Linked DNA regions of Homo sapiens: regions 2 and 3 are each linked to region 1. Evidence: chromatin loops called from intact Hi-C (ENCODE). Cell type or tissue: mammary epithelial cell. All regions are shown on one strand. Links, peaks and the distances in the headings refer to the core of each region. The heading gives the core; the rest is flanking DNA.

What was found. Peaks named below come from ENCODE experiments on the same cell type or tissue, not always from the same donor. Only the 100,000 strongest peaks of a DNase experiment are listed, where the experiment ranks them.
Region 2: it touches region 1 in a loop (6-fold over the local background); 2 of 110 quality-filtered maps call a loop at or near these places.
Region 3: a loop joins it to region 1, with 9 times the contacts of the local background. A loop is called at or near these places in 9 of 110 quality-filtered maps.

What each region holds. Positions count from the first base shown.
Region 1 is chr21:43,642,535-43,652,835 of GRCh38, reverse strand. It overlaps HSF2BP (heat shock transcription factor 2 binding protein), which reads left to right. Exons shown (of 9, transcript NM_007031.2): 4 at 8,444-8,547. Among named protein-coding and RNA genes, the nearest start is that of HSF2BP, 12 kb to the left of the region's middle. In mammary epithelial cell, for the core only: CTCF peaks have their summits at 5,988 (motif pointing right) and 7,120; DNase peaks (open chromatin) are centred at 6,065, 7,135 and 8,025; H3K27ac peaks cover 1,022 bases.
Region 2 is chr21:43,192,559-43,202,859 of GRCh38, reverse strand. No RefSeq gene overlaps it. Among named protein-coding and RNA genes, the nearest start is that of CRYAA, 29 kb to the right of the region's middle. In mammary epithelial cell, for the core only: a CTCF peak has its summit at 7,605; DNase peaks (open chromatin) are centred at 5,389, 5,869 and 8,699; H3K27ac peaks cover 5,313 bases.
Region 3 is chr21:43,581,047-43,591,347 of GRCh38, reverse strand. All of the region lies in intron 8 of HSF2BP (heat shock transcription factor 2 binding protein), which reads left to right. Among named protein-coding and RNA genes, the nearest start is that of H2BC12L, 21 kb to the right of the region's middle. RefSeq lists an enhancer at 7,177-7,678. In mammary epithelial cell, for the core only: no CTCF peak of the experiment used is centred there; a DNase peak (open chromatin) is centred at 5,107; H3K27ac peaks cover 4,455 bases.

The DNA of each region.
Region 1 (10,301 bases), core at 1,261-9,260:
TTTGCAGTCCTATCTCATGAAACTCACATGTGCTCCAGGAAACGTGGTGTTAACAGAAAGGAAGGATCAGATTGGGCTGGGCTGGTTCCAGGAGGTTTACTGTGGCCTCCTAAGGCATCTTTTATCTAATTTTGGCTTTTGAGTTTTTACCATTTAGCCAACATCAAGAAAAATAAAAATTCTTCTTTTTATAAGGCCTAGATCTGATGGCCCTCCCCAAGCCTTCCCACGAGCCTGTCTTCCTAGACTAATCATGCTAGACATGACTCTAAGAATAGAGCTCTACAGAGGAAATTCACGATTGTACTGTGGCAGCAAGAGCCGTTTGACATACTGATTCTTCTACTCTCCCACTAGCCCTATTGTCCAGTATCCACTCCTTTTGCTTCTAGAGGTTAATGTGCACTTCCAGTTGTTTTTTTTTTTTTTTTTTTTGATGGTGTCTGGCTCTGTCTCCCAGGCTGGAGTGCAGTGGTGTGATCTCAGCTCACTGCAACCTCTGCCTCCCGGGTTCAAGCTATTCTCCTGCCTCAGCCTCCAGAGTAGCTGGGAATACAGGCGCCTGCCATCACGCCTGGCTAATTTTTGTATTTTTAGTAGAGGCAGGATTTCACCATATTGGCCACGCTGGTCTCGATCTCCTGACCTCAAGTGATCTGCCCGCCTTGGCCTCCCAAAGTGCTGGAATTACAGGCATGAGTCACCATGTGCTTCCAATCTTAAGCAGTGACTAAAGGCAACCTGAAGGTAGGAATGAATACAGGCAGGGAAGGAGTAGACCTGATTTGAGAAGTTTCTTTTAGAGTGTGGATATAGTTTTGTTTGGATGGGCTTGGGCTATACAGTAACTTGTAAGCCAGCTAGAGGATTGAGGTGACACATCAAGTAGCGAATGGGGCTTGATTTTGACTCTAGCCCAGCATCTCCCTTTGGGAGGACTGGGCAAGGTAAATGGCAGTTTGCAATAATACTGACGAAGGTGTTGCCTGAGAGTCTTAGGGAGTTGATGGGTACTGGGGAGAGGCATGATTTGTTAGGAGGAGAAGGGGAGATATTCTAGGCCAGGGCGGTGGCATGTGAAAGTCACACATGGGATTGAGCAGGACCGATTGCAGGTTCATCAGCTAGTGTTTGATTGCTGTATGGAATAAGGATTGGGGGTATAGCAGAATTAGGGATGGAAAATGAACAGTTTATGGAAGACAATCATAGATTGTTTTTAATTTGAGATGAGAGTCAACTGGAAATTACCACATGGAAATAACCATCAAAATAGTGATCAAAATGACGTTTTTTAGGAGAATGGTTTTTATAGGTGAGTGTAGGATAGGTTTGAAGAATTGGGTGGAAGATGAATTAGAGCATTCATCAAGGAAGGTCGTGAGTTCCATTAGTGTGTGGGACTGTGGCTGTATGGATGGAATGGAAGGGACGTTTGATTAGTCTTGGTGGTTAAGTCAGGACAAAGTGTCATGATTTATGATCGGCAGTGAGAGTATGGAGATACAGGATCATCTATATACTGCCTGCTGATTAGTGTCTACAAAATGTGGACAGTAATGCTTACCTCATAGGCTATGGCAAAGCTTAAAATGAGATAAGCTCTGTAAGGTGTGTGCCACTGTGACTGGCTCATAGGAGTCCCTGGTAAATAACACCTCCTCAGATGGTGTGGGAAACTATGTGAACCCTTGGGGAAATGAAGAGAGACTCCAATTCACAGCCCAGCAGCTTAGCTTCTGGCTCGGCCATTGTCACTTCATGAGTTTGGGAAAAGTTTAGGGAGGTTCGAGTAAGACTCAGCTATGTTTGCAAGAGATGTAAACCGGGCCGGGTGCGGTGGCTCACGCCTGTAATCCCAACACTTTGGGAAGCCAAGGCTGGCAGATCACTTGAGGTCAGGAGTTCGAGACCAGACTGGCCGACAAGGTGAAACCCCATCTCTACTAAAAATACAAAAATTAGCCGGGTGTGATGGCATGTACCTGTAATCCTGGCTACTCAGGAGGCTGAGACAGGAGAATCGCTTGAACCCAGGAAGCAGAGGTTGCAGTGAGCTCAGATCATGCCACTGCACTCCAAACTGGGTGACAAAGTGAGACTCCATCTCAAAAAAAAAAAAAAAAAAAAAAAGCAAGCCTGAAAACACTATAGGAACCTCCATTTGACTTGTTAAGGTAGTGGCACTTAAGTACTTAGTAAGATATCACCCTCTGTTTTCTTTCATCCCTTCTTGTGCTTTATTCATCCAACAGTGGTGAATAAATCAGTGGGTATCAAAAATTTGTTTAAAACTAGGAAAATCCTATTTTTTATAAATAAAATTTTATGGGCCGGGCACGGTGGCTCATGCCTGTAATCCCAGCACTTTGGGAGGCCGAAGTGGGCGGATCACGAGGTCAGGAGATCGAGACCATCCTGGCTAACATGGCGAAACCCTGTATCTACTAAAAATACAAAAATTAGCCGGGCATGGTGGCGGGCGCCTGTAGTCCCAGCTACTCGGGAGGCTGAGGCAGGAGAATGGTGTGAACCCCAGAGGCGGAGCTTGCAGTGAGCCGAGATCGCACCACTGCACTCCAGCCCGGGCGACAGAGCGAGACTCTGTCTCAAAAAAAAAATTATATAATAGTATATGATGGTTCTAGATGTAAAATAGATGAAAACTGTATCTTCTGGGTATTTGTTTTTAAAATTAAGTTTTAGAACATTGACTTATAAAATCAGTAAGTACAATGAAGGTGGTGCGATGAAAACACAAATTTAGTATCAGGGATTTTGGAAGGTACTTGGATGATCACTTTCAGCATCCAGTTTGTTTTTAGTTTTGCTTGTGAAGTCGCAAGAAGACACAATCCCACAGATAAGGAGTTGCAGATGGTGGTTTTGAAGTAGTTCACCTAGCAACATGAAGACACTTTCTAATTAAACTGATATGAAGCTTGAAATAAGAGGAGTCAGATATTTTTGTTTTACAATTAAATCGCTAAGATCGAGCAATTCTTTGCTTTCCTTGATTGGCAATTGTTCATTTTGGAGAGAAATAATAAAAAAGCCATTCAGTCTGTTTAAATCTTCATTGTCTTACAGAAAACACTTTTCATGCATTATGCTGCATTTGACAATTTGGCACCTTAGTGGCAGTCAGATATTCACTGACAGTCTCAGAGGAGCTGGAATTATTTTTGTATGTTGACAGCACACCTAAAATGTTGGCCTCATTTCTGAAATAATTAAAATGTTAAATAATTTTAACCTTTTAAAATTTGTTTATATGTTTTTTGATGTTAATGTGAACCAGCCTTGTTTTGGTCATTGAAAATATCAGCAGTGAATGCGAACTAGTGTAGCCATGATACGCTGGTGAGATATTTGACCAACAGATTTTTCTTTCTTTTTTTTTGAGATGGAGTCTCCCTCTGTCACCCAGGCTGGAGTACAGTGGCATCATCTTGACTCACTGCAACCCCAGCCTTCCTGGTTCATGCCATTCTCCTGCCTCAGTCTCCCGAATAGCTGGGACTACAGGTGCGCGCCATCATGCCCGGCTCATTTTTGTATTTAAAAATTTTTTTTCAAAAAAATAAAAAAAACCCCAAACTGAAAAACAAACAAAAGGCCAGGCGCGGTCAGCACACCTGTAATCCCAACTACTTGGGAGGCTGAGGCAGGAGAGTCGCTTGAGCCCAGGAGGCAGAAGTGACAATGAGTTGAGATCATGCCACTGCACTCCAGCCTGGGCAACAGAGGGAAACTCCATCTCAAAAAAATTTTTTTAATTAAATAAATGAATGATGAGCAAATGAGGCAAACAAAATGTTAATAGTAGGTAAGTCTGGGTAAAGAGAGATAACAGGAATTTTTTTTGGCATTAGTTTTTGTGAATTTGAAATTACTTCCAAATAAAAATTGTAAATAACATTGTAAAATGGAGATATTAATTGAATGTTTATGGGACTGTAGTTGTTCCCCAGGTACTCTTAGATTCTTAGCAGTAGGATTTGAAAACCACTGCGCTATGTGATTTCTAAAGTGTAGGATATTTTGAGATTAATTTCCTGAGAGTTTGATACGGGGTACCCCCATTTCAGTTCTGGGAAGAATTATTTGTAGTCTGTAGAAATAAGAACTTGAGAAATATCCATGAAGAGTAGAACCAAAGAGTCAGCACCAAAAAAGGATTATTACTTTGACTCGGAGTTTATTGTGGCCCAGATAAAAGAACATGAAGAGTGTGTCACATCCATATCCTGGCAGGGAACAAAAGGAGTAAACGGAGTAAAGTGAAGAGATTAAAGTGTGATCAGGGTTGGGGGAACCAGTGCCTGGAGAAAGAAGCATCCGGGAACTAACGAGTGGAGCGCCATTGCCTCCCCTGGGCTGAAGGAGCAGAAGGGAGAGAGGTACCAGACGTGGCGAGAGGCGTTGCTCCAGACAAGATGCTTGACAGCACCTGGGACCTCACCCAGGAGGATGAAGCCCAGCAGGGAGGATGGAGTGGGGAGACATGTCCCATCCTTGGTCATCTTCTCTAGTCCTCCAGTTTCCTGCGGGGCTGCTATTGCATCCAACAGGAAGCCATAGGACGAGGGAGCCTTGTTACTGTGGGTCTTCACATCTGCCTCTTGGGGCACAGATCAGGGTGGAGATTGTCCAGAACATAGGAAAGTAGAGGGAAAAAAAACACTTGGGGAGCTTATGGACAGAGAAGGTGGCAAGGTGGTCAAGATGGAGGCGGAAGAGGTGTGTGGTGTTTTAATATCACCCGTGACCGCTCTGCTGTTCATGTCATATATGTGTGTCAGTGAATGAAAAGCAAAATTCCCTGACTCTGGTTTGGGAAATCAACAGAATTAATTTGAGTTCAGCAAGATTGATTTTAGTTTTTTTTTTTTTTTTTTTTTTTTGAGATGAAGTCTTGCTCTGTCGCCCAGGCTGGAGCGCACTGGCGTGATCTTGGCTCACTGCAACTTCCGCCTCCCAGGTTCAAGCAGTCCTCATACCTCAGCCTCCCGAGTAGCTGGGACTATGGGCGTGTACCACCACGCTGGGCTAATTTTTGTATTTTTAGTAGAGATGGGGTTTTGCCATGTTGTCTAGGCTGCTCTTGAACTCCTGACCTCACATACCAGGTGATAAAGAAATGGTAAGATAAATTGACGCCGTTTGTGCAGTTTTCTTTGATTAGTGTTTTAGAAACCCTTATTTTCCTTTCTAGCTTTCTGTACCCTCCCTGTGAATAAATTGAGCATCAAGAGACACAGCCATTCTCATGTTATTAGACCTGTATTAAGAAAGGATTATGGACTGCGTGCAGCAGCTCACGCCTGTAATCCCAGCACTTTGGGAGGCCAAGATGGGCAGATCACTTGAGGTCAGGAGTTCAAGACCAGCCTGGCCAACATAGTGAAACCCCATCTCTACTAAAAATACAAAAATTAGCCAGGCGTGGTTGGTGGCAGGCGCCTGTAGTCCCAGCTACTCGGGAGGCTGAGTTAAGAGGATCACTTGAACCTGGGAGGCGTTGGTTGCAGTGAGCTGAGATCGTGCCACTGCACTGACAGAGAGACACCGTCTCGGGGAAAAAAAAAATTGTTGTTTCAGAAGATACATAGATGTTTAAATGGTCTATGATTTAGGTTGTTTGTAATATTCACTGTTCATATTATTTCTGTCTCTGGGCTTAAAAAAATATAAAAGTAATATATTCTTATTGTATGAGAATGAGACATACAGATAAAGTAGCCATGTGTTTTTCTTGGTTCAAAGATTAGCAGAAGGAATGTATAAAGAAGTGAAATAAATTTATGTGACAAATATTTATGTATTGCCTACTATATTCCATATAGACATTTGGAGGGTGGGCATAGAAGAAAACCTATGCAAATCCCTGCCTTCAGGGTGCTTTTAGGTAGCATGCATGCAGTGGGGCCAAGTTGAAAATGCAAGGTCAGGGTTCTGTTCCGAGGCAGCAGCAATGCTCCCATCTGGCCACAAGGTGGCGGCCTCATACAGCAGAAGGGCACTTGTCACCTCCCCAGGAGCCTGGCGTAGATGGGTGTGGCCTCCCTGATGACTGACTGGAATTCTATGAGATTGCCTATCGTAGAGTGGGATGTTTTAACCCTGTCCCTTTGGTATGTTAACTTACACTAGGGTTGCATACAGCTGTCTGGAACAAGTGATTATGAAATTACCGTAATGCAAGAGAGCCGTTTTGGGTGGTCAAAGTTAATTCCCACAGGTTTTTACACATGATAAGGCTTGTAGAGATTTCCTGTCTCTTTTACCATGTTTGAGTAATATACCGTTTAATAGTAGAAGCCAAATTTAACAGTTAAATGCAAAGAAAAAATTTTAAATCACAAATTTCATCTCAGTTTTTCAGTTTGTTCATTTTTGTCTGTGACCATAGGTGGTATTTCATATGATTGTAGTGTGTATGTGTATAAATAATGTATTTCCATTTAACTTTGTTACAAATAATGCAAGTATGTAGTTTTTAAAGCATAGTGCTTCCTAGTTGATTTTTTGGCTGGGATTAGGATAAAATCAAGAATTCCAGTGAAAGTCATTGTGGCACAATATTTCTTAAAAGAGCAGAAAATGAAACTGTGATTTGAGGGAGAGGAAATAGTCCAAAGGCACTCTGCTCTATTTCTGAGAACCACTTTTTTTTTTTTTTTTTTAAGAGATGGGAGTCTTACCCTGGCTGGTCTCGAACTCCTGGCCTCAAGTGATCCTCCCACCTCAGCTTTCCAAAGTGCTGTAATTACACAGGCATAAGCCACCGAGCCGGGCCCCTAAGAAACGCATTTTATGAGAAGCTTTGCCAGCCAATTTTATGATGTTTAGCTGGTCTGAATATTTACTTTTAGGTTCTAATTTTTCTTCTAGGACGGGGTCTCTAGAAAATTTAGAGACTAGCTTGCTTTCTTCCTTCCTTTTTAACATTTCCTTTAGAGCTTTGGGGATACACGTGTGGTTCTAAGCAGTCCCCACAAGTGTCTTATTCTGGCTTCCTCTTGTCCTCTCAGACCCCTAGATTCGAAAGCCCTACCCGCTTCTCGTTTGTTTGCAGATAGTTGAGGAAGTGTCTGTGAGCTTTTTCTCCTCTAGGGTGGAGTAATGTTCCGTTTTCCAGGCGCCTGGCTCTTTGAGGCTTTCTCACTCATCGCAAGTGACAGTACAAGAATGAAACAGATAACCAGAGTTGCCTTGTGTTTTTCTCAGTTCAAGGATTAGGAGAGGGAATGTGTAAAGAAGTGAAATTCCTTCATGTGACAAATATTAGGTAGCTGCCTTCCATTACTCTCCATTTTTTTGCTTTTTCACATTCCTGTGGATGGGTTCCCTTGTTTGCTGTTGCTGGTCATGTGTTGCATGTTCATTTTATTTTATTGGTGATGAGAGACCAGGTTATCGCCCAGAAGTAGTTCTCAAAGTGTGGGTCCCAGACAGGCAGCATGAGTCTCATCTGGGAACTTGTTAGAAATGTAAATTCTCAGGCTCACCCCAGACGTTCCAAATTGGAAACTGTGGATGGAACCCAGCCGACTCTGTATTATCAAGTCCTCCAGGGATTCTGATGTACGCTAAAGTTTGAGAATCATTGTCCTAAAGCATCGCTACTTTAATCAAAGAAGTTAGACCATTAGCTCTTAGCACCCTCAAATCTTGGTATATGTTGGCATAAAAACTGATGATTTCCTAGCTTTTGAGATCAAACACTTAAAAATTTGTATTATATATTTGTTTTTTCGAGTGTCAGTATTTCTGCAACATAAAATTTTAAATTTAAAGTTGATAGTACTTTTGCTTGATTTATTGACGTGGATTTTTTTGGGATTTTTGTTGGCTGTTGTTGACTCATCAACTAAATGAGTGCGGTGGAGAGGAAGTATTACATAGTTTCCACTCTTTCACTATAGCATTTTCTCATTTTTATCACTGTTCTTTCCCTCCTCCAGTGCCTACTACTGCAGTTGTTCCCATTGAGTCAGTCTGCCAGTGGGTGACACTAGCTTTGTGAATCAGCCTGTGCTGGCGCCGTGCACTCCCTGAGCTGCCTTCTGCTTTTCATGGAGTAGCGACAAGTCTGTGCCATGAGACAGTCGGGCTTCTCAGCTCTGCCTTCCATCCTTTAAATAACATGTTTTCTTGAAGCCTTGAGTACTAGTCTGGCAGTAAAGTGAAACCTTAAAAACACAAAACAGAAAACAACCAAAGTCCTTTGTGCTGTGGGCTAAAAACTGAGATGAACTTAGAGAACAGGACTGTTAGAATATTGGTTATTCAAGGACAGGCTAGAAGTCAAGAAATGCAAATATTCTCACCTAAGAAATCAGTACACATTTTACTAAGTCAAGACTGGGCAAAATAGATGCTTAGGGAGAGATTAGTGACTTGAAATATCTTGAGTAATTTTATGTCTTTCTCCTAGACCTGGAAAGGAAAGAGCAAGAATTAGAGCAGCTGAAAATGGATTGTGAGCACTTTAAAGCCCGCCTGGAAACCGTGCAGGCCGACAACATAAGAGAGAAGAAGGTACCATGCTCAGGGACAGACTCTCACCAAGCCAGAAAGTGGGGCTGGCTTACAGCCTTTCACTTATGATAAGCAGTGGGACTGAATTTTTTACTCTTAATCCTCAATAAATTGTATTTGTAAATGTATGTATTCTGAGTGGGTTGGAATGTAGTTGAACAGATGGATTTTATAACCATTTAACACGTAGATCATTCACTTGGTATCTTTTAACTTTTATGTTTAAAAATCTGCCCTACAACATAAAGGTTCATAATTATCTTAGTTCATTTTGTGTTGCTATAACAAAATATCTGATACTGAGTAATTAATTTTTTTTTTCCTTTTTTTTTTTGAGACAGAGTCTTGCTCTGTCGCCCAGGCTGGAGTGCAGTGGTGCAATCTCGGCTCACTGCAAGCTCCGCCTCCTGGGTTCACGCCATTCCCCTGCCTCAGCCTCCCGAGTAGATGGGACAGGTGGCCGCCACCACGGCCGGCTAAGTTTTTGTATTTTTAGTAGAGACGGGGTTTCATTGTGTTAGCCAGGATGGTCTCGATCTCCAGACCTCTTGATCTGCCCGCCTCAGCCTCCCAAAGGGCTGGGATTACAGGCGTGAGCCATCACGCCCGGCGAGGCTGAGTAATTTATAAAGAAAAGAGGTTTATTTATGTCAAGATTTTGGTGGCTGGAAGGTTCAAGATTGGGCATCTTTTTCTGGTGAGGGCCTCAGGCTGCTTCAAATCATGACAGAAGGGGAGCTGGCTGTGTGACGAGATCACATGATGAGAGAAAGCAAGAGAGAGAAACTGAGGAAGCCAGACTCTTTACCAACCTGCTCTCAGGGAAACTAATCCATTCCTGTGAGAGCAAGAACTCACTCACCCTCCAGAGAGCACATTAATCGCTTCATGAGGAATCCACTCCCATGACCCATACACCTCTCACTAGGCCCCACCTCTCAAGAGTGCCACATTGGGGATCAAATTTCAACATGAGTTTGCAGGGGGACAAACCATAGCGATGAGAGTCTCGGAGGAAAAAATCATGTACATAATATCTTATAGTTGGACATAGATGTATTAAATCAGAAGTACATGTAATTAATTTGGGGATTATTACATTTTAGCCAGTTATATTTTATATAAATATTAGAGAAACTAATATTTCTTAAAAATTGCTTAGTTTAACTTTTTGTGTGGCATAACTTCCTTTTCCATAGAACTAGAACTATTCTGACACTTTTTATAAAATTTGGGGCCTGGATATATTTTTATTTTGGATGATAATAGTACTAACAGGCCAGGTACAGTGGCTCAAGCCTGTAATCCCAGCACTTTGGGAGGCCAGGGTGGGCGGTTCGCTTGCGGTCAGGAGTTCGAGACCAGCCTGGCTGAGGCAGGAGAATTGCTTGAACCTGGGAGGTGGAGGTTGCAGTGAGCCGAAATCGTGCCACTGCACTCCAGCCTGGGCAACAGAGCGAGACTCTGTCTCAAAAAAAAAAAAAAAAAAAAAAGAAAAGAAGCCATTCCAGTAAATGCATACTGAGAAGAAGGAAACAGCCATGGTAAAGTAGCATTGAAATCGCTAGGGTTTTGTTGCCCTGGAACTTTGACCTTAAAATGTGGGAATATTTTACCCAACTATTCCCTATTTATAGTTAAAAATCTTGTTGAATAGTCCAATTTAATATAGAGGGAAGCCCCTGCAAGGTGAATACAGAGGGAAGCCCCTGCAAGGTGAATGCAGAGGGAAGCTCCTGCAAGGTGAATACAGA
Region 2 (10,301 bases), core at 1,120-9,119, 450 kb after region 1:
CACACCTGTAATCCCAGCACTTTGGGAGGCCAAGGCAGGAGGATCACTTCAGCCCAGGAGTTCAAGATCAGTCTGGGAAACATAGCAAGATCCTGTCTCTATTAAAAAATTTGAAAATTGGCCAGGTGCGGTGGCTCATGCCTGTAATCCCAGCACTTTGGGAGGCCAAGGTGGGCGGATCACGAGGTCAGGAGATCGAGACCATCCTGGCTAACATGGTGAAACCCTGTCTCTACTTAAAATACAAAAAATTAGCCAGGCGCGGTGGTTGGCGCCTGTAGTCCCAGCTACTCGGCAGTCTGAGGCAGGAGAATGGTGTGAACCCAGGAGGCAGAGCTTGCAGTGAGCCGAGATAGCGCCACTGAAGTCCAGCCTGGGTGAAAGAGCGAGACTCCGTCTCAAAAAAAAAAAAAAAAAAAAAAAAATTTGAAAATTAGCTGGACATGGTGGCATGTGCCTGCAGTCCCAGCTAATTAGGAGACTGAAGCAGCAGGAATGTTTGAGCACGAGAGTTCAAAGCTGCAGTGAGCTATGATTGCACCACTGTACTCCAACTTCCAACCTAAGCAACAGAGTGAGGCTGTGTCTCAAAAAAAATTAAAATAATAAAAAAAAATCTTGAAGGACAGAAGAATATAGGAAAGAACCAATTTTAAAATGTTAGAAATGAAAAATATGGTCATGAAATTATTTTTAAATCTCAATGGGTGGGATAAATACTACATAAAGAAGAGGGAACTGGTAAATTGGGAGTTTTTAGCAAGAAACTGATGGAGACAATAATATACAGATGTCAACAGAAGGAAAATATGAAAGAAAAGTTAAAAGATGAAGCCAGATAGAGAAGATTTAACATTAGCTTATTAGGAATTTCAATTTTAGAAAATACAGGAAATATCAGTGTGGCACTGTAAGAAGAGGTTATGGCTAAGAATTTTTCAGAATTGAAGACATGAGTACTCAGGGCACATCAAATGCCAAACAGAATAAATAAAAACAAACATCCATGATAATAAAAAAACAAAATTATTAAAAGCTACTAGGAGAAAGACAGATTTCCTAAAAAGGAGAAAAAACCTGCCAATGGACTCATTAAGAACAATATTCCAAGTCTTTCCAAAAGACTTGAAAGTGATGTAACAACATGCTGAAGAAAAATTACTACCAACCTGGAATTTTTATACCCAGCTAAACTGTTCTTCAGCAAGGAGGAACAAAAGTCATTTCAAAAAAACAAAGACAAGATGTGTTTGCCTTTCACAGACACTCAGTTTCTACTTCGGGATATACTTCAGAATCCCAGAATGGCTCAGGATTGGATATATCAGGTATTATGGAAGGTGGGGTGAAGGAGAGAGTTGAAAGTTGAAACAGGGGATTTGGTTGAAAATGGGGAGGTCTCCTTTGACAAAGACACCCTCCTTGACCAAACTTTAGTCTTCTTTGAGCCCCCTTCTCAACTAGGCCTCAACCTTAGCCCTCCACACCCTTGGGCTGATGAGCCCAGTTTTAGCAAGAAACGAGTTAGGTCAGCTTAGTGAGAATCCCTCCATCTCTGGTATCTGGTCAAATCCCTCATCCCCAACCTTTGATATCTAGGTCATTGCCCTGCCTTTAGCAAGAACCTTCCTACCCTTGATGTCTGTTATGGCTGAATTGTGTCTCCCCAAAATTTACATGTTAAATTCCTAACCTGTAGTACCTCAGAATGTGACTATATCTAAAGATACATTCTTTAAATTATTTATTAAGGGCTGGGCATAGTGGCTCACAACTGTAACCTCAGCACATTGGGAGGCTGAGGTCGGTGGATTGCTTGAGCCCAGAAGACAGAGACCAGTCTGGGTAACATGGCAAAACCCCATCTCTACAAAAAAATACAAAAATTAGCCAGGCATGGTGGCATGTGCCTGTAGTCCCTGAGGTGGGAGAATCACCTGACCCCAGGGAGCCTGGTGAGCTGTAATCACACCACTGCACTCTAGCCTTGGCAGCAGAGTAAGACCTTGTTTCAAAAATCAATAAATAAAAAACTAAAAAATAAAATAATTTATTAAAGTATAATGTGATATGAATGAGACCTAATCCAATATGATTGGTGTCTTTATAAGAAGAGGAAATTAGGAGACACAGACATGTGCACACACAAAGGGAAGATCATGTGAGGACATAGGGAGAAGACAGTTAAGGAGAGAGGGCTCAGAAGAAACCAAACCTGATGACACCTTGATCTTGGACTTCCAGCCTCCAAAACTGTGAGAGAATAAATTTCTGTTATTTAATGTCCATCCAGCCTGTGGATTTTATTTTGGTGGCGCTAGCAAACTAATAAAACATGGAATTAAGTTCCTGTTAGTACTTTTCCATCCACTGACCCCTTTGCTTTGCTCTTTGGCTATGAATTCCCAGCTGTCTTTGCTGTATTTAGAGCTGAGCTTAGTTCTGCACTGAGGTTTCCCCCCTACTGCAACAGCTCCAAGATCTTATGATCACAAAAAATTACTATGACTTACAGTAAGTGTGACCATGGAATTGGGATCACTCGAGAAAATATCCAGTTTTTACAGAGGCAAACTATAATATGCAGCAGTAAAATCGTATAGTATTGGAGGTCTGCTTCAAAATTTTTCCGCATAGAGAAAATAAACAACTGAATTGGTGAAGCAAATATCCTATATTCTTGATAATTGTGAAATTTGAGTGGCGGGTATATGGATGGGTTTCTTTGAACTACTCTCTCAATTTTGAGTACATTTGCACATTTCATAAAATATTAACATTATACCTATTTTACATTTAATTTTCTGAAGACATACATATAAGGCATGTCTTATGCCTTATAAGGATTTTTTCAGCACCTCAATTCATTTTTATGAACATTAATTATCACTGTTCCTTAAAGTAGATAGACAGGTAAATGGTATAGCTCTTAGCTTCTGAAATACTGTGGAAGTTTAATTCCCTGTGGTCAGAGAATATATTCTGCCTGATTTAAATCTTTTTAACTTTGAGAATTGTTTGATAGTCAAAATATTATCTACTTTGGTAAATTCTATACGCACCTGCAAACAATACGTATTTTGCTTTTGTTAGTTGGAATTCTACACAAATGTCAATTAGATCAAGTTGGTTGATAGCATGTTCAAGTCTTCCATATTCTTATGAATTTTCTGTCCACTATTAATAATTGAGAGAGAAGTTTTGAAATCTCTAAGTATAGATTTCTATTTCTCTTTTCAGTTCTATTATTATTTTCTTTGTGTATTTTGAAGGTTTATTATTGGGAATATACAAATTGAGGGTTGTTATTTCTTCTTGGTGAATTAATTTGCTTTTTCATCATCATGAAATGTCCCTCTTTATCTCTGGTAATATTATTCCTTTCCTACAGTCTACTGTGTTAGCCACTCCAGCTCTCTTGTGATTACTGTTTGCATGGTGTATCATTTTCCTCCTTCCACTTTTATTTCTCTGTCTTTGTATTTAAAGCTAATTTCCTGTAGTTAGCATATAATTGGGTCTTGCTTTTTTAATCTAGCCTGACAGTTTCTGCATTTTAATTAGAATGTTTAAACCATTTACATTTGATATAATTATTAACATAGTTGGGTTCAAGTCTACCAACTTGATATTTGTTTTCTATTTGATTCATCTTCTTTGTTCTTTTATTTTTCCTTTCCTGGCTTATTTCAGATTGGGTTTTCCAGGATTCCGTTTTTACCTTAAAAGAAGTTCTTTTTATATTTATTGATGAATAGGCACACTAGTAAAAATATTAATTTTTTGTGTGTATCTGAAAAAGTATTTCACCTTCATTTTGGAAAGATATGTTTGCTAAATATAAAATTTTTGGTTAATAGATTCTTTTTCTCTGAGTATTTTAAAGATGTCATTCCACTGCCTTCCAGCTTGCGTTTTTCTAAAGAGAAGTTTGCAGTCACCTTATTGTTGTTCCCCTAAAATGTAAGGATTCTCCTCCTCTAGACACTCTTAAAATTTTCTTTTTATCATAGGTTTTCAGCAACTTGATTATGATATACCTTGATATACTTTTATTAGTGTTTACGCTGTTTGAGATTTGTTTTACTTTTTGGACCTGTGGGTTTACACTTTTTATCAAATTTGACAACTTTGGGGGCCATTATTTTTCCTAATGCATTTTCTCGCTACTCTCTCTCACCCTTCTTTTGTTCTTGAATTCCAATTACAAGCATGTTAGACAACATTCCTGAGGCTCTGTTCATTTTTTCCAGTCTTTTTCCTCTATATACTTCTGTTTTGACAGGTTTTATTGCCCTGTCTTCAAGCTTACTGATCTTTTTTTCTGCAGTTTTTAATCTGCTGTTGATCCCCTCTAGTGAACTTTTCAGTTGAAAAATTATTTTTCATTTCTAGACATCCCATTTTTTTTTCAATACCTTCCTTTTCTCTTCCGTTTGCATTCATGTTTTCTGTTACATGCTTGAGCATATTTATAATAGCCATTTAAAATTCTTTTATCTACTAATTCTATCATTCCCATCATTCCTGGGCCTGATTTGATGGACTGATATTTTCTCCTAGTTATGGATCACAATCTTTGCTTCACATATCTCACCATATTTTATTGGGTGACAGGCATTTTGAATATAACATTGATAAACGTATAGATTTTTTTTTCCTTTATAAATAGTGTTGACATTTGTTCTGGCAAGTAATAAAGTTACTTGCAGATGAGGTTGATCTTTTTGAGGCTTGCTTTTACATTTTTTTGGGGTTATCTAGAGTTGCCTATACTCTAGAGTTAATTTATTCCTACTACTAAAGCTTGATCCTTTGTATTCTCTATTTTTTTTTCTTTTTTTTTTTGAGACGGAGTTTCACTCTTGTTGCCCAGGCTGGAGTGCAGTGGCGCGATCTCACCTCACTGCAACCTCCGCTTCCCAGGTTCAAGTGATTCTGCTGCCTCAGTCTCCCGAGGAGCTGGGATTACAGGCATGCGCCACTACGCCCAGCTAATTTTTTGTATCTTTAGTAGAGACGGTGTTTCTCCATGTTGGTCACGCTGGTCTCGAACTCCTGACATCGGGTGATCCGCCCATCTCAGCCTCCCAAAGTGCTGGGATTACAGGCGTGAGCCGTGTATTGTCTATTGATTGCCCCAAGTGCTCTATGAGGTCTCCAACTGAATAGAAGGAGTTCAAATTTCTTGCAGCCTGGTGTGAGTTCTAGGAATTGTTCAGCTTAACACCTCACTGTTCTTTATTCACTTCCTGGAATTCCACCTACGCATGTACAGATTGGTATTAAGTGAATGCTCAAAGGGACCTTATGCAGGTATTTGAGTTTCTTTATTTGAGTATCTTCCTCCTCTCTGCTACCCTGTCTCACCTCTGCCTCCCCATAGCCCACTCTTCTCAATTCAGCTAGATCACCATGTTGTGCTTGGATTCCCCCTCCCTGCCTGACAGTATGAAAACTGCCTCCAGCCAGAAAACAGAGTTGATTGCACAACTTACTTCATTTTTTTCCTATCTCTTAGGGATGCCAGCCCTGCACAGCCTTTTGTCCTGATGTCCAAAGCCAGTTGTTTTGTCTGCTTTGTCCAGCTTTCTAGTTCTTTTGGCAAAAAACAAAAACAGAAACAGACAGCATAAGTTCCATCCTAGCTACTCCTTCATGGCTGGCTGCAGAAATTCTGAAAACTGTTTTCTGTGTTTTTAAAATCACTTTACTTCCTTGGGACTCCTTAGAATTGTAACTTGAGAAGGTCCAAACAGATAATTAAACCACCTGTGACAGATACGTGCTAAGCGCCTGCCAGTGCCGGATCCTGGGAGGCTGACAGGGATATACAAGAGCCCCTGGGCTTGGCTTGACGAAGAGGGAACAAATCTGGGTGTGGCCATCCAGGAATAGAGGCCAAGTCAGGTTGCAGAGCAGAACAATAAGGGATTCATGCAAAGCCCTTCTAACAATCGTTGTTTTGTTACTTTATGTGACCGTATTTGCTCCTTCTTTCAAAAATACAAAAAGTAAAATGCAGAATGTACAAATGTGTGGCTCTCCCTAAAGTGGGATGAAGTTGGGATTTCCCATGGATGCGGTTCCTGGAAAAGCCACAGTTGAGTAGAGTAACCTGGGTCTGTCCATTGCAGGGCTTCACAGTTCTGGGAGTAAAGCGCTTTCTTCTGAATTAGCAGATCTTTGTAAAGTCAAATTTCAGGAACATTTGATTAGACCTAAAGACAGCTGCAGGCCGTGCACCATGGCTCACGTCTGTAATCCCAGCACTTTGGGAAGCTGAAGCAGGAGGATCGCTTGAGTCCAGGAGTTTGAGACCAGCCTGCGCAATATGGCAAAACTCCATCTGTACCATAAATACAAATATTAGCCGGGCGTGGTAGCACACACCTGTAATCCCTGCTACTCGGGAGGCTGAGGTGGGAGAATTGCTTCAACCCAGGAGGCAGAGGTTGCAGTGAGCCAAGATAGCACCACTGCACTCCAGCCTTGGCGACTAAGCAAGACTCTGTCTCAAAAAAAAAAAGAAAGAAGAAGAAAAAGATAATTGTGTTAGACATTTGCCTGTGCCCACAGCCCTCCCTAGGGAAAGATGCCCACAAACGCTGCCAAGTAGCCAGGCCTTTGGCTACCATGTTTTATACTCCTCGACCCTAGCCCTTCTCCTCCAGTTCACTGGAGTGGATGCCTGACTCCAACAGTGACTCCACATGCCTGCTGGTGACTTGTAGAGCATCCTGCGAGGGAAAAATTCCTTTGTTTAAAAGGAAATGAACTAGTAAACACCAAACGAACGAGACATTTCACAGTGACAAGTGAAACTCAAAAGACACCTAAAGAGATAGCCAGGAGCTAGGAAGGGGCTTCGTCCCACAGCCAACCCCTCTGTGAAAAGGAGGGCCTCAGATCAGATCTTCTCTCCTCATGGCCCCTTCCCGCCCCTTCCTTCCCCACCTCCCACCGCTCAGTCTCTCTCCCTCTGTTCACTCTTCCCCAACCCTCAGGCACTCCCCGCTCTGAAAGTGGGCATGCCCTCCCTGGTGCAATGGGCCCCACGCTTTCTCGCAATATCCTTTCTAATACATTCCCCCGTGACTTACGTCCAGATTTGTTTTCTATTTGACACTGTCAAGGGCTTCTCCTGTCCCCAGGACCCCTATCCACGGGGCTGCAGAACAACATCTGGCCATTTCCTGCCCTGCTAGGCCCCCTCCTCCCTGAAGCGCTGCTCAGACCCCAGTCCAGACACCCGCCTCCCCCGGCCTCCCCCGCACACCTCCCGTCTGTCCTGACACAAGGGAACCTCCCCGCTGCCCCTTCGGAGATAACAGAGATTTGACAGCACGACCACAGTATTCCTGAGCTTCCAGTTAAAGTCAAGTCCGTTGTCGCCACTGCCTCCACGTCCGCAGCTGTTCCACCCGCTTTCCTTCCTTCATGCATGAAGGTCAAACCCAGGCTTGGCCCTGCATGAACCCAGCAGAGAGGATTCCAGAGCTGTCTCCCCAGAGCCCTCCCCAGCAGAGATCCTGACTCACCCCAGGACAGGAGGGCTGAGGCCAAGAGCGCCGCTTCCGGATGCTTCCTCCGCATTCAGCTTCCAATGTCCGCCCTGCCAAGGCGCCCCTCGGGAGCAAGCAGGAGCCCGTCCTGGGGGGACATGTCCCCTGCTCTCCGCTGAGACCAGAGGGCTGCTGCCGTGAGGAAGGAATGGAACACCACTAAGGCACAGCAGCCACGAGCTGGGGATCAGACACAGAGGAAAGGCCACCTACAAATAGTCACTGGAGCCAAACCCTGGTCTCAGCCACGAGCAGTGCCCCACATGCGAATGCACCCATGGGTGGAGAGTGTGATGAGCCCCCTCCGCAGAAAGCACCCGAGCAGCAGCTAAAACAGGCTGATCCCAGGCCCCAGACCTCAGACTCCAGCCTTCATCTGCGACCTGGCCCTCGGTTTCGCCTGACCCTGCCTCTGTTTGCAAAGGGCCGGCTGGGGCCCCTGGACGGGTTTCCGTTCTCCTTTCTTCCTCTCTGTGCTCCCCTGAAATTTCCCCACAGGCCATCAGCCTCAGGCTCTGAGACCAGAATGTCACCTTCCCGTCACATGCAATGTGACGATGTCTCTAGTTATTTCCCTCCCCACAGCACAAAGGGTGGAGGAGGCCTGAGAAATGAGGAGGGGGGAGGTGCGTCCAGGGTGCAGCAGAGTCACTCTCACCTCCGGGGTCCGGCTGCCGGCATGGAGGTCAAGGTCCGCAAGAACGTCCTCTTTCCCCACTGCAGCAGGCAGACCAGCATCACAGAACCATTCTAGGAAACAGCAGTTCCCGTCCCCTCCTCCTTGCTTCTAAATGCACGGGGCACACATCAGTCCCCCCACTCCTTCAGGTGGCCCAGGTGATCAAATCAGCCAGTTCCAGAGAAGGGTCAACTTTGACAGCCCTGGGTAGGGGACCCAGATGCCCTTTGATGGGTGTCAAATGAAACAAATCAGCATATAGGCGAGGGGGCTTTATCGGAAAGAACACTGAGAGGCAGGATGCTCCATCCAAGAGGCCCACAAGCTTCCGGAAGGCCAGGCGGGGACGGCTCCTCTCATGGGAGGGGAAAGGAGGGAGCAGGCTTGGCAGGGTTGTTGGCGGGGATGGATGGGCCCAGGCAACAGCAGCGTCCGGAGGTTCCTGGGGCTGAATCATTCTGAGGTTTGCTACTGGGAGGGAGGGAAGCTGATTCGATTCTGAGACATCTGGGGAAGCCCAGAGGCCCCAGGATCCACACCAGGAAGCAGCCAGAGGGGTGCAGAGCAGGGCCTAGAGGCCACAGCTGCAGGGCAGGTGGCTGTGTCACCAGAACCCTGCTGGCAGCCCTTCCTCCCCAGGGAGCTGTGTCTGGAGAGGGAGCTGTGGAGAAGCGCTAGGGTAAGACCCAATCGTGCAGTGGTCCTGAGCCCGCAGGGTGGGTGCCCTCCTAAGGTGAGGAAGGGACAGCAGAGCCAGCCCCTGCTCTGAGGACCCTGTGGGAACCAGGAGGGGCCTCGCCAGGCCCAAGCCCCCGTCCCGGCTGTGGGATGCCCAGCCGCAGAGCAATGAGGAATCCAAGTTGCTGCTGAACGCCCGGACCATGGTGCTGAGTTCTGGCCGCCCCAGCTCACCAGCAGCGTGGTGGTGGCGGCCAGGAGGATGGAGCTCAGACACCTGGCCCCACACGCTGCCATGCAGCCCAGCCTCAGGAGGCCACCATCCTACAGGCAGGCCCCCAGACAGAGGGGCACGGGCACAGGCATAGGCCCCAGGTCCCCTGGCCATGGAGAAGGCATTGTGTGAGTGTGTGTGTGTCATGAGGTGTGTGCAGTGTGTGTGGTATCTGTGTGATGTGTGCAGTGTGTGTGTGTGTCTGGGTGTGTGATGTGTGCAGTGCGTGTGTGTGTGTCTGGGTGTGTGTGTGCAGTGCGTGTGTGTGTGTGTGTCTGGGTGTGTGATGTGTGCAGTGCGTGTGTGTGTGTGTCTGGGTGTGTGATGTGTGCAGTGCGTGTGTGTGTGTGTCTGGGTGTGTGATGTGTGCAGTGTGTGTGATGTTTGCAGAGTGTGTGTGTGTCTGGGTGTGTGTGATGTGTCCTGTGTGTGTGTGTGTCTCTGGGTGTGTAATGTGTGCAGTGCGTGTGTGTGTGTGTCTGGGTGTGTGATGTGTGCAGTGCGTGTGTGTGTGTGTGTCTGGGTGTGTGTGATGTGTCCTCTGTGTGTGTGTGTGCGCACACGCGTGCATGTGTGTATAGCCCCAGGCCCTGGTTTGTCTCCTCTTGCCCTCTGGAAAGTAAGCACAGCCCCCAGCCTGGCCATCCCCTCAGGGTCGCACCTGGAACGAATGCCACCCACAGAGCAGCTCCCCCCTTTCTGGAGACTGAGCTGCAAGCTGTGGGTTGGTGGAAGCTCGTGGTTGGTGGAAGCTCGTGGTTGGTGGAAGCTCTAGCTTGGTGGAAGCTTTGCATTGGCAGAAGCTCTGGGTTGGTGCAAGCTCTGGGTTGATGGAAGCTCTGGGTTGGTGGAAGCTGTAGGTTGGCAGAAGCTATAGGTTGGTGCGAGCTCTGGGTTGATGGAAGCTCTGGGCTGGCAGAAGCTCTGGGCAGAAGCTCTGGGTTGGCAAAAGCTCTGGGTTGGTGGAAGCTCTGGTTTGACGGAAGCTCTGGGCAGAAGCTCTGGGTTGGCAGAAGCTCTAGATTGGCAGAAGCCCTGGGTTGGTGGAAGCTCTGGGTTGGTGCACGCTCTGGGTTGGCAGAAGCTTGGGGCTGGCGGAAGCTCT
Region 3 (10,301 bases), core at 1,604-9,603, 62 kb after region 1:
CATTGTTAAATAATTTGGGTAAAAAGAAATTGGAAAGACACTGCAGCTATGAAGAGAAGTACACATGTATAGTATGTGTGTGTTTTAAAATTTCTTTAAAAAGCTATCTTTACTGCATCCTTTCCTCTTCACCCTTAACTACCAATCTAACCTAAAGTTCTGTCCCAATTTCATCATAATTTTTAACACTATATGTTGTTTAATGAGTATACATTTCACCCATGTATAAAAATAAATTAATTTTCCTTATTTTTTTATGATTCAAATTAACCTCTTTTTTTTAGTGTCAGTTCCATTTGGTGGTGAATGCTTTTTTAAAAAATAGCTTTATTGATGTGTAATCGACATGTAATAAGTTGCATATATTTAAAGTGAACAATTGATAAGTATTGATATAAATGTCCACCTGTAAAATTATTATCACAATCAAGGTAATGTGCAAACCCATCACCTCCAAAGGCACTTTGTGCCCCTTTGTGGTCCCTCCTTCCTGCTCCTCTCCCTGCTTTCCAGAGAGTGACTCGCCTCCTTTCTGCGCTGTAGTTAGTTTTCATTTTCTTTGATTTTATATAAGTGGAATCATAGTTTGTATTCTTTTTTGCCGTGCTTCTTTCACTCAGCATAATTATTTTGAGATCCATCCATGTTGATTTTGAGACCCATCCATGTCTATCCATGTGTCTATTAATAGGTCATTATTTTTTATTGCTAAATATTCCATGTTGTGGATATGCCACAATTGTGTATTCATTCAGCTAGTGATGGACATTTGGGTTGTCTCCAGCTTTTGACTACTATACATAAAGCTGCTGGGAGCATTCTTGTACAAGTCTTTGCATGGACATATGCTTTTGTTTGTCTTGGGTAAATACCTAGAAGTGGGATCACTGAGACATGTGGTAGGTGCATGTTAGTTTTTATGAAACTGCCACCCTGTTTTCCAAAGTGCTTGTACCATCTTACATTCCCAGCAGCATTGTATTAGTGTATGGTCATTCTCTTTAATTTTAGACATTCCAATAGGGATACCGTGATACTTCACTGTGGTTTTAATTTGTATTTTTGTTGTGACTAATGATGTTGAGTATCTTTTCATGTTTTGCCATTCACGTAACTTCTTTGATGATATCTGTTTGTATGTTTTGTTTATTTTAAAAAAATTGGATAGATTCTTACTGAATATTGAGAGTTCTTTATGTATTCGGTTTGTGTCCTTTGACAAATGTGTTGGAAAAATATTTTTTCCCAGCTTGTGGCTCATCTTTCATTCTCTTAAGAGCATCTTCTGAAGAGCAGAAGACCTATCTTAATTGTGATAAAGTTTATAATTCTTTTTCTTCGAAGAAGCATGCTTTTGTTGTAGAAATTTTTTCCTAAATCAGTGTCACAAAGGTTTTCTAATGTGTTTTCTCCTAGTAGTTTTATAGTTTTGCATTTCACGTTTAGGTATATGATTTGTTTTGAATTGGTATCTGTTTGTGGTGAGAGTTTTTGTTGTTGTTGTTGTTTTTATTTTTATCGTTTGCTTTGTTTTTTTGCATAAGACTTTCTATCTAGTTGATCCAGTACCATTTGTTTTGAAGACTTTGTTCTCCAGGGAATTGCCTTTGCACCTTGTTGACAGTCAGTTGACAATACATGTGAAGGTCATTTTGGATTCTGTTCTGTTCCATTCATCTATTTTTGGATCATTATGCCAATACCATGCTTTATAATAAATCTTGATAGCTTTATAATAAATCTTAAAGTCAGGTAGTATAAGTCGTCCAACTTTGTTCTCTTTCAAGGTTGTTTTGGCTATTTTTAAGCCCTTTGCCTTTCCATATGAATTTAAAAATCAGCTCGTCACTTGCTACCAAAAAGAATCCTGTTGGAATTTTTATTGGGATTGTGTTGAATCAACAGTTCATTTTGGGGGATAATTGACACTTTAGCAATATTGAGACTTACAATCCATGAACACAAGTATATGTCTTCATTTATTTAGATATTGTCGAGACACAAGGGTCACTCCTGTTTCTTCATGTGTTAAGAGCAGAGGAACTGACCTCCTTTGTTTCTGGCTAGCTTTTCAAGGATGTGTGTATAGCAGACATCCTTAGAGGACAGAGATACTGTCTCCTTCCAGAGCAAAAAGGGTAGGTTTGTTTACCCTTATGTAGTAAAGATAATGTTTCCCTCTAGGGCAAAGTTCAGCCAGAGCTTGGGGTTCCTCTCCTGTGACACAGCCCACACAGCATGTATGTGGCCTTGTGGAATTGGGTCTTAAACTGGCATAAATGCTCTGGCTATGGCTGTTGCTATAACAAGTTCTTGGTCTCAGACTCAAGAGTTTGTGTCTTCTGCCAGTGTCTGTAAGACTCTAGCATGCTAGCTTGTTAGCTTGCAAGCTTGCAAGTAGGGTAAAGCCCTAGACCCTCCACAGTTTGAGGGCAGGTCCAGGGGGCTATGCTTGTACTCCATTGACAACACTTACCCACCAGGGTTGGATACTTGACCAGACAGCTTTTTTCCTCTCAAGAATCATAGAATCAGAGGTGGTTCCTAGACCTGACCTGTAAGGTAACTATTCAGGCTGGTTGTTACGGGCCGTGAGCAAGCGGACAGTGTCAGTCTGTGGGAGAGGATGCTGGTGGTGCCAGGGAGAGAATAATTAAATAAGAATACCTAATACTTCTTGAGTACCAGTCATGGCTTTAAGTGTGTTACGTTTGTTACATTTATGTCTGTCAGTACCCTGTAAGGTAAATACTGTTTCTGTATCATAGATGAAGAAACTGAGGCATGGAAGTGAGTAAGGTGCCAAGGTTATATAGTTATGGGGTGGTGGAGCTGAGATTTGAGACCCCGACCGCCTGGCTCCAGACCCTGTTTCCCAACAACGCTACAGGACTGCTGCTCAGCAGGACATGTCTCGGGTGGAAGCCTTAGTGCTGGATGACTTCTTATTTATTTATTTATTTATTTTTGAGATGGAGTTTCACTCTTGTTGCCCAGGCTGGAGTGCAGTGATGCAATCTTGGTTCACTGCAACTTCCGCCTCCTGGGTTCAAGCGATTCTCCTGCCTCAGCCTCCCAAGTAGCTGGAATTACAGGTGCCTGCCACTACACCTGGCTAATATTTGTAATTTTAGTTGAGACAAGGTTTCACCATGTTGGCCAGGCTGGTCTCAAACTCCTGACCTCAGGTGATCCACCCGCCTCGGCCTCTCGGAGTGCCGGGATTACAGGCGTGAGCCACCGTGCCGGGCCAGTACTGGATGACTTCTCACATTTAGTTGACATTAGGTCTGGCTTTGCTTGGCTTCTGGGTCAGTTGCCCTGAAACAATATGCCAGTCTCTACTTAGGCTAATTTGCAGCCAGTAATCCTACTTTCTCATAAAAAGAGGAGTTTAGCCTAAATGTTCTCTATGGCCCTTTTAGCTCTGGTCCTCCGGAAGTTTCCGGGGGTGAGTGAAAATTGTAATGAGTTTCATCTTAATTTATGCAGTTCTGTCAGTAGCAAGCAACCCAAGTTTCTGCCACTCATCAGAGAGTGTGTTCTTTGACTCAGGTGGACTTTTCCTGCTTAAGCTTTGGCTTATGGATAATATGAGGTGCTTGTTAAGTTGTGTTAATGCAATTTTTTTTTGCTTCTGGGACATCATCCCAGGCTTTCCTTTTTTTTTTTTTTTTTTTTTGAGACAGAATTTCGCTTTTGTTGTCCAGGTTGGAGTGCAATGGTGTGATCTCTGCTCACCACAACCTCCGCCTCCCGGCTTCAAGCGATTCTCCTGCCTCAGCCTCCTGAGTAGCTGGGATTACAGGCATGTACCACCACGCCCGGCTAATTTTGTATTTTTAATAGAGATGCGGTTTCTCCATGTTGGTCAGGTTGGTCTCGAACTCCCGCCCTCAGGTGATCTGCCCGCCTCAGCCTCCCAAAGTGCTGGGATTATAGGCGTAAGCTACCGTGCCTGGCCATCCCAGGCTTTCTTATCCGTGAAAATAATTACTGGTTCTTTCAACACAGTGAGCACAGCCCAACCCCTCATAAATCCATTGCAAGGTCATCTTACTTTAGAATCTTTAGAATCATTTGTTCTAAAGTCAAACAAAACAAGATCTGTTTAAGCCTAGGATGTTTGACTCCTGAGTTATGTATGGGATTACTTTAAATCTTAAATTATAGAATTTCATATGTGTTTTAGAAGGTGAATATATAGTTTACTATAGAATAGGAAAATAGGAACAAAAATAGTTCGTGGTGCTGGTGGTAGTGGGACTGTTTTCAGAATTTAGACTGTTTTCAGAATCTAGAATCATAACTGCTTAGGACTAAGAGATAATTTGAAAACTGGCTTCTTCTATTCCTTTGGTTTTAGGTAGATCTAGTTTATGAAAATATACTGGACAGATAAGAAGCTCTTCTAATTTTTAAAAGATCGAGGAAAAGGAGAATTGTTTGAACCCAGGAGGCAGAGGTTGCAGTGAGCCAAGATCGTGCCACTGCACTTCAGTCTGGGCAACAAGAGTGAAACTTCATTAAAAAAAAAAATAAGATCGAGGAAAAAAAAGATCTCATTATCCCTTTCAGTAATCAGTTCCTACTTTTATCAATTTCTGTTAAGAAATTTGATGTATTTTAATAAGTACACGAGCTTTGGACTCATTCAACCCAGATTTGAATTGCAGCTTTCCTGCTTGTGAACTTACCTAACCTTTTAGAATCCTGCTTTTCTGATGTATAAAATGAGAATTTCTACCTCAAGGATCTTAATGTATATTAAAATGCAATAGTGTTTAGGCCAACACCTAATGTAGTAGGTGTTAAATAGGTGCTAGTTTTCCTCTTTTATTTCTAGTCTAAATATCTCATGCTTTAGGGATAAAAGACTTGAAATGAAAAAAAAAATCTCATGCTGCAATGAAAACTCATTTTCTTTTGTTTGCTTGCTGTAAAGGTGGCAGGTTACTTTCAAGTATCTAGACTTCCCTGATTCAGAGTACGAGACCAGTTGCTATTAATCATCCCTGACTAAATCATCTCATTTCCTTTAACGTTTGCTAGATTTCATTTGTCTTCCCTTCGTTCAGCTACATGGCTGGCTTTTTCCCAGGCTTTGTCCACATTCTTCACATTCCTCTTAAGCCACAGAACTGGCATAGAACTCGAGCAAATAGCCGACGAGGACAGAGTGTATTGAGATGGTGGCCACATGTTACGTAACTGTTAATGCAGACTAGTATTGTGATCACAGGAAACTGCATTTCCTACCATGTTTTCAATGCTAAAAGGGCAGATAGGCGGTTATTTCCATCTTACATCTATTTGGCTTGTCTGAGTAACACAAAGCATTGATCAGGTTCTCCAGATTTGTGCCTTCAGCCCAGACCTCTGTCCCGAGCTCTAGCCTCATAGATTGAGCTGTCTACTTGATATCTCCACATGGACATCTAATAAACATTCACATTCAATGTGTTCAGACTAAACCCCTAATCTTCCCTCACACCAAATTCTAATTTCTATTGATTACAATTCTATTTTTCTAGTGTCTCAGACTTTTAAAAAACCTTCGAGTGATTCTTGACTCCTTGACTCCTTTTAATCTCTTACGCCCTCATTCAGTCTGTTAGGAAATCCTGATGGCTCTACTTTCAAAACATCTCCAGAATCTGATCACCAGCTAGCACTCCCACCTAGGTGTTTTTTTTTTTTTTGAGACAGAGTCTTGGTCAGTTGCCCAGGCTGGAGTGCAGTGGCACAGTCTTGGCTCATTGCAACCCTCTGCCTCCTGGGTTCAAGCGATTCCCCTGTCTCAGCCTCCCAGTAGCTGGGATTACAGGCGCCCATCACCACGCCCAGCTAATTTTCCCACCCAGTTTTGAGCCACCATCACCTTGGGTTGAGAGCTTCCTATAGGTCTCCCTATGTTCCATCCTTCCAGGCCATGAACTGGGAGCCAGGGGTATGATGGAAAAATCCCTGACCACCTCTCCTTACTGAACAGTCAAAATGCGGAGTGAGACACAAAAAAACATTTTACTTACTTATTTGATACAGTGTCTTGCAGTGTCACCTAGGCTGGACTGTAGTGGAGTGATGCTAGCTGACTGTAAATCGAATTCCTGGGCTCATGGGATCCTCCTGCTCCAGCCTCCTGAGTAGCTAGGACTACAGGCATGCACCACCATACTTGGCTAGTTTTTACAACATTTTTTTGTAGAGATGAGGTTTCACTATGTTGCCCAGGCTGGTCTTGAACTCCTGGTCTCAAGTGATCTTCCTGCCTTGGCTTCCGAAAGTGCTGGGATTACAGGTGTGGGCCACTGTTCCTGGCCGCAAAATAAATAAATAAATAAATAAATAATTAAATAAAATTATACCTAGAGCATGAAAGTCAAGTGAAAGTGGGAGGACAGAGAGGTTAACAGAGAACTTAACTTCTTGCTTTGAGGGTATTTTTCAAACTTGTCCTTTAGTTTCCATGGCTCCCAGGGTGTGGGGGATAGGAGACAAAGCCCCGGTCCCACCTCAGGTGAGCATCCTGAGAGGAAACTCCCAAGGGTCTTTCCCAGCAGTGTCGGGGTAAACTGAAGATACTCGCTTAATCCGAAAGTTTTTTAAGGAAAATTGTTTTGACCTTTGGCATTGAGTGTAGTGGGGGGAAAATCTCTTCTGAGAATTAGTAGGCTGGTTTTCATGCAGGTTTGAAGCTTTTATTCAAGCCACCTAGGTGGTCCCTAAGAGAGTTAATTTTTATATCAACTTGATTGGACCATGAGATGCCCAGACATTTGGCCAAACATTAACTCTGGGTATGTCTATGAGGATGTTTCTGGATAAGATTAACATTTGAACCAGGAGACTGAGTACAGCAGATTGCCTTCAGCCAGTTGGGTGGCTCTCATCCAGTCAGTTGGAGCCCCAACAGAATAAAAAGGCTGAATAAAAGGGATCTCTGCCTTGACTGTTTGAGCTGGGATGTGGGCCTTTTCCTGCCTTTGAACTCAAACTGAAACACCAGCTCTTGGGTCTCGAGCCTGCTGGCTTTCACACTGGCACTACACATTGGCTGTCCAGAGTCTCCAGTGCATGGACTGCAGATATTGGGACTCCCTCATCTCCCTCATCAGGTCTTCATGTCCCTCAGCAGGCCCTTCATCTCCCTCAGCAGGTCCTCATCTCCCTCAGCAGGCCCTTCATCTCCCTCGGCAGGCCCTTCATCTCCTTCGGCAGGTCCTTATCCCCCTTAGCAGGTCTTCATCTCCCTCAGCAGGCCCTTCATCTCCCTCAGCAGGCCCTTCATCTCCTTCGGCAGGTCCTCATCTCCCTTAGCAGGTCTTCATCTCCCTCAGCAGGCCCTTCATCTCCCTCAGCAGGCCCTTCATCTCCTTCGGCAGGTCCTCATCTCCCTTAGCAGGTCTTCATCTCCCTCAGCAGGCCCTTCATCTCCCTCAGCAGGTCTTCATCTCCCTCAGCAGGTCTTCATCTCCCTCAGCAGGCCCTTCATCTCCTTCGGCAGGTCCTCATCTCCCTCAGCAGGCCCTTCATCTCTCTCAGCAGGTCCTCATCTCCCTCAGCAGGCCCTTCATCTCCCTCAGCAGGCCCTTCATCTCCCTCGGCAGGTCCTCATCTCCCTTAGCAGGTTTTCATATCTCCCTCAGCAGGCCCTTCATCTCTCTCAGCAGGTCCTCATCTCCCTCAGCAGGTCCTTCATCTCCCTCAGCAGGTCTTCATCTCCCTCAGCAGTCCCTTCATCTCCCTCAGGAGGTCCTCATCTCCCTCAGCAGGTCTTCATCTCCCTCAGCAGGTCCTCATCTCCCTCAGCAGGCCCTTCATCTCCCTCAGGCCCTTCATCTCTCTCAGCAGGTCCTCATCTCCCTCAGCAGGCCTTCATCTCCCTCAGCAGGCCTTCATCTCCCTCAGCAGGTCCTCATCTCCCTCAGCAGGCCCTTCATCTCCCTCAGCAGGCCCTTCATCTCCCTCAGCTGGCCCTCATCTCCCTCAACAGGTACTCATCTCCCGCAGCAGGCCCTCATCCCCCTCACCAGGCCCTCATCCCCCACAGCAGGTCTTCATCTCCCTCAGCAGGCCCTTCATCTCCCTCAGCAGGCCTTCATCTCCTTCAGCAGGCCTTCATCTCCCTCAGCAGGTCCTCATCTCCCTCAGCAGGTCCTCATCTCCCTCAGCAGGTCCTCATCTCCCTCAGCAGGCCCTTCATCTCCCTCAGCAGGCCCTTCATCTCCCTCAGCAGGCCTTCATCTCCTTCAGCAGGCCTTCATCTCCCTCAGCAGGTCCTCATCTCCCTCAGCAGGTCCTCATCTCCCTCAGCAGGCCCTTCATCTCCCTCAGGCCCTTCATCTCTCTCAGCAGGTCCTCATCTCCCTCAGCAGGCCTTCATCTCCCTCAGCAGGCCTTCATCTCCCTCAGCAGGTCCTCATCTCCCTCAGCAGGCCCTTCATCTCCCTCAGCAGGCCCTTCATCTCCCTCAGCTGGCCCTCATCTCCCTCAACAGGTACTCATCTCCCGCAGCAGGCCCTCATCCCCCTCACCAGGCCCTCATCCCCCACAGCAGATCTTCATCTCCCTCAGCAGGCCCTTCATCTCCCTCAGCAGGCCTTCATCTCCTTCAGCAGGCCTTCATCTCCCTCAGCAGGTCCTCATCTCCCTCAGCAGGTCCTCATCTCCCTCAGCAGGTCCTCATCTCCCTCAGCAGGCCCTTCATCTCCCTCAGCAGGCCCTTCATCTCCCTCAGCAGGCCTTCATCTCCTTCAGCAGGCCTTCATCTCCCTCAGCAGGTCCTCATCTCCCTCAGCAGGTCCTCATCTCCCTCAGCAGGCCCTTCATCTCCCTCAGCAGGCCCTTCATCTCCCTCAGCAGGCCCTTCATCTCCCTCAGCCGGCCCTCATCTCCCTCAACAGGTACTCATCTCCCGCAACAGGCCCTCATCTCCTGCAGCAGGCCCTCATCCCCCTCACCAGGCCCTCATCCCCCACAGCAGGTCTTCATCTCCCTCAGCCGGCCCTCATCTCCCGCAACAGGCCCTTATCTCCCACAGCAGGTCTTCATCCCCCTCAGCAGGCCTTCATCCCCCTCAGCAGGCACTCATCTCCCTCAGCAGGCCCTCATCCCCCACAGCAGGCCCTCATCCCCCACAGCAGGCCCTCATCTCCCACAGCAGGCCCTCATCCCCCACAGCAGGGCCTCATTCCCCACAGCAGGCCCTCATCCCCCACAGCAGGGCCTCATTCCCCACAGCAGGCCCTCATCTCCCACAGCAGGCCCTCATCTCCCACAGCAGGCCCTCATCCCCCACAACAGGGCCCCTCAGCAGGCCCTCATCCCCCACAGCAGGCACTCATCTCCCACAGCAGGCCCTCATCCCCCACAGCAGGCCCTCATCTCCCACAGCAGACCCTCATCCCCCACGGCAGGCCCTCATCTCCCACAGCAGGGCCTCATTCCCCACAGCAGGCCCTCATCCCCCACAGCAGGGCCCCTCAGCAGGCCCTCATCTCCCTCAGCAGGCCCTCATCTCCCGCAGCACAGACCCTTCTGACCACTGGCTAAGGTGAGACTTGGCAGTGCCAGCTATATGGCTGTGGCCACAGCAGTGATTTTAGTGGTGGGTGTGTGCTCTGAGCTGGGCCATAGTCTTTCTCCAGGAGTTTTCTGGCTTCAGCTGCTGAAGAACAGTGTTTTTTTTGCCTTTCTTGGGCCGTGAAACTATTGGATGTGACTCTAGAGCTGCCTGTGGCCGTGTTCCTGGCCACCTGGAGAAAATTTATCTGTGTTGTCAGTTGCTGAAGCCAAGACATAAATGCTGACCTGAGATGCAGAGGAGCCCTATGGCTTGCAGTCAGCTTTATCCCTGTCCAGGTGGGCTGTATAGCTTTTCCTCAGATTTTGAGTTATCCCAGCATCTTTCATAAGTGACTCCTTTTATCCTTCTTTCTTTTCTTTCTTTTTTTTTTTTTGAGACAGAGTCTCACTCTGCCACCCAGGCTGGAGTTCAGAGGCGTGATCTTGGCTCACTGCAAGCCCTGCCTCCCAGGTTCACGCCATTCTTCTGCCTCAGCCTCCCAAGTAGCTGGGACTACAGGCACCTGCCACCACGCCCGGCTAATTTTTCGTATTTTTAGTAGAGACAGGGTTTCACCGTGTTAGCCAGGATGGTCTCGATCTCCTGACCTCGTGATCCGCCCGCCTCGTCTTCCCAAAGTGCTGGGATTACAGGCGTGAACCACTGCGTCCGGCTGCCTTTTACCTTTCTTAAGCTAACTTAAGCATCATCTTCCTTCCCTTGAGGGCAGTGT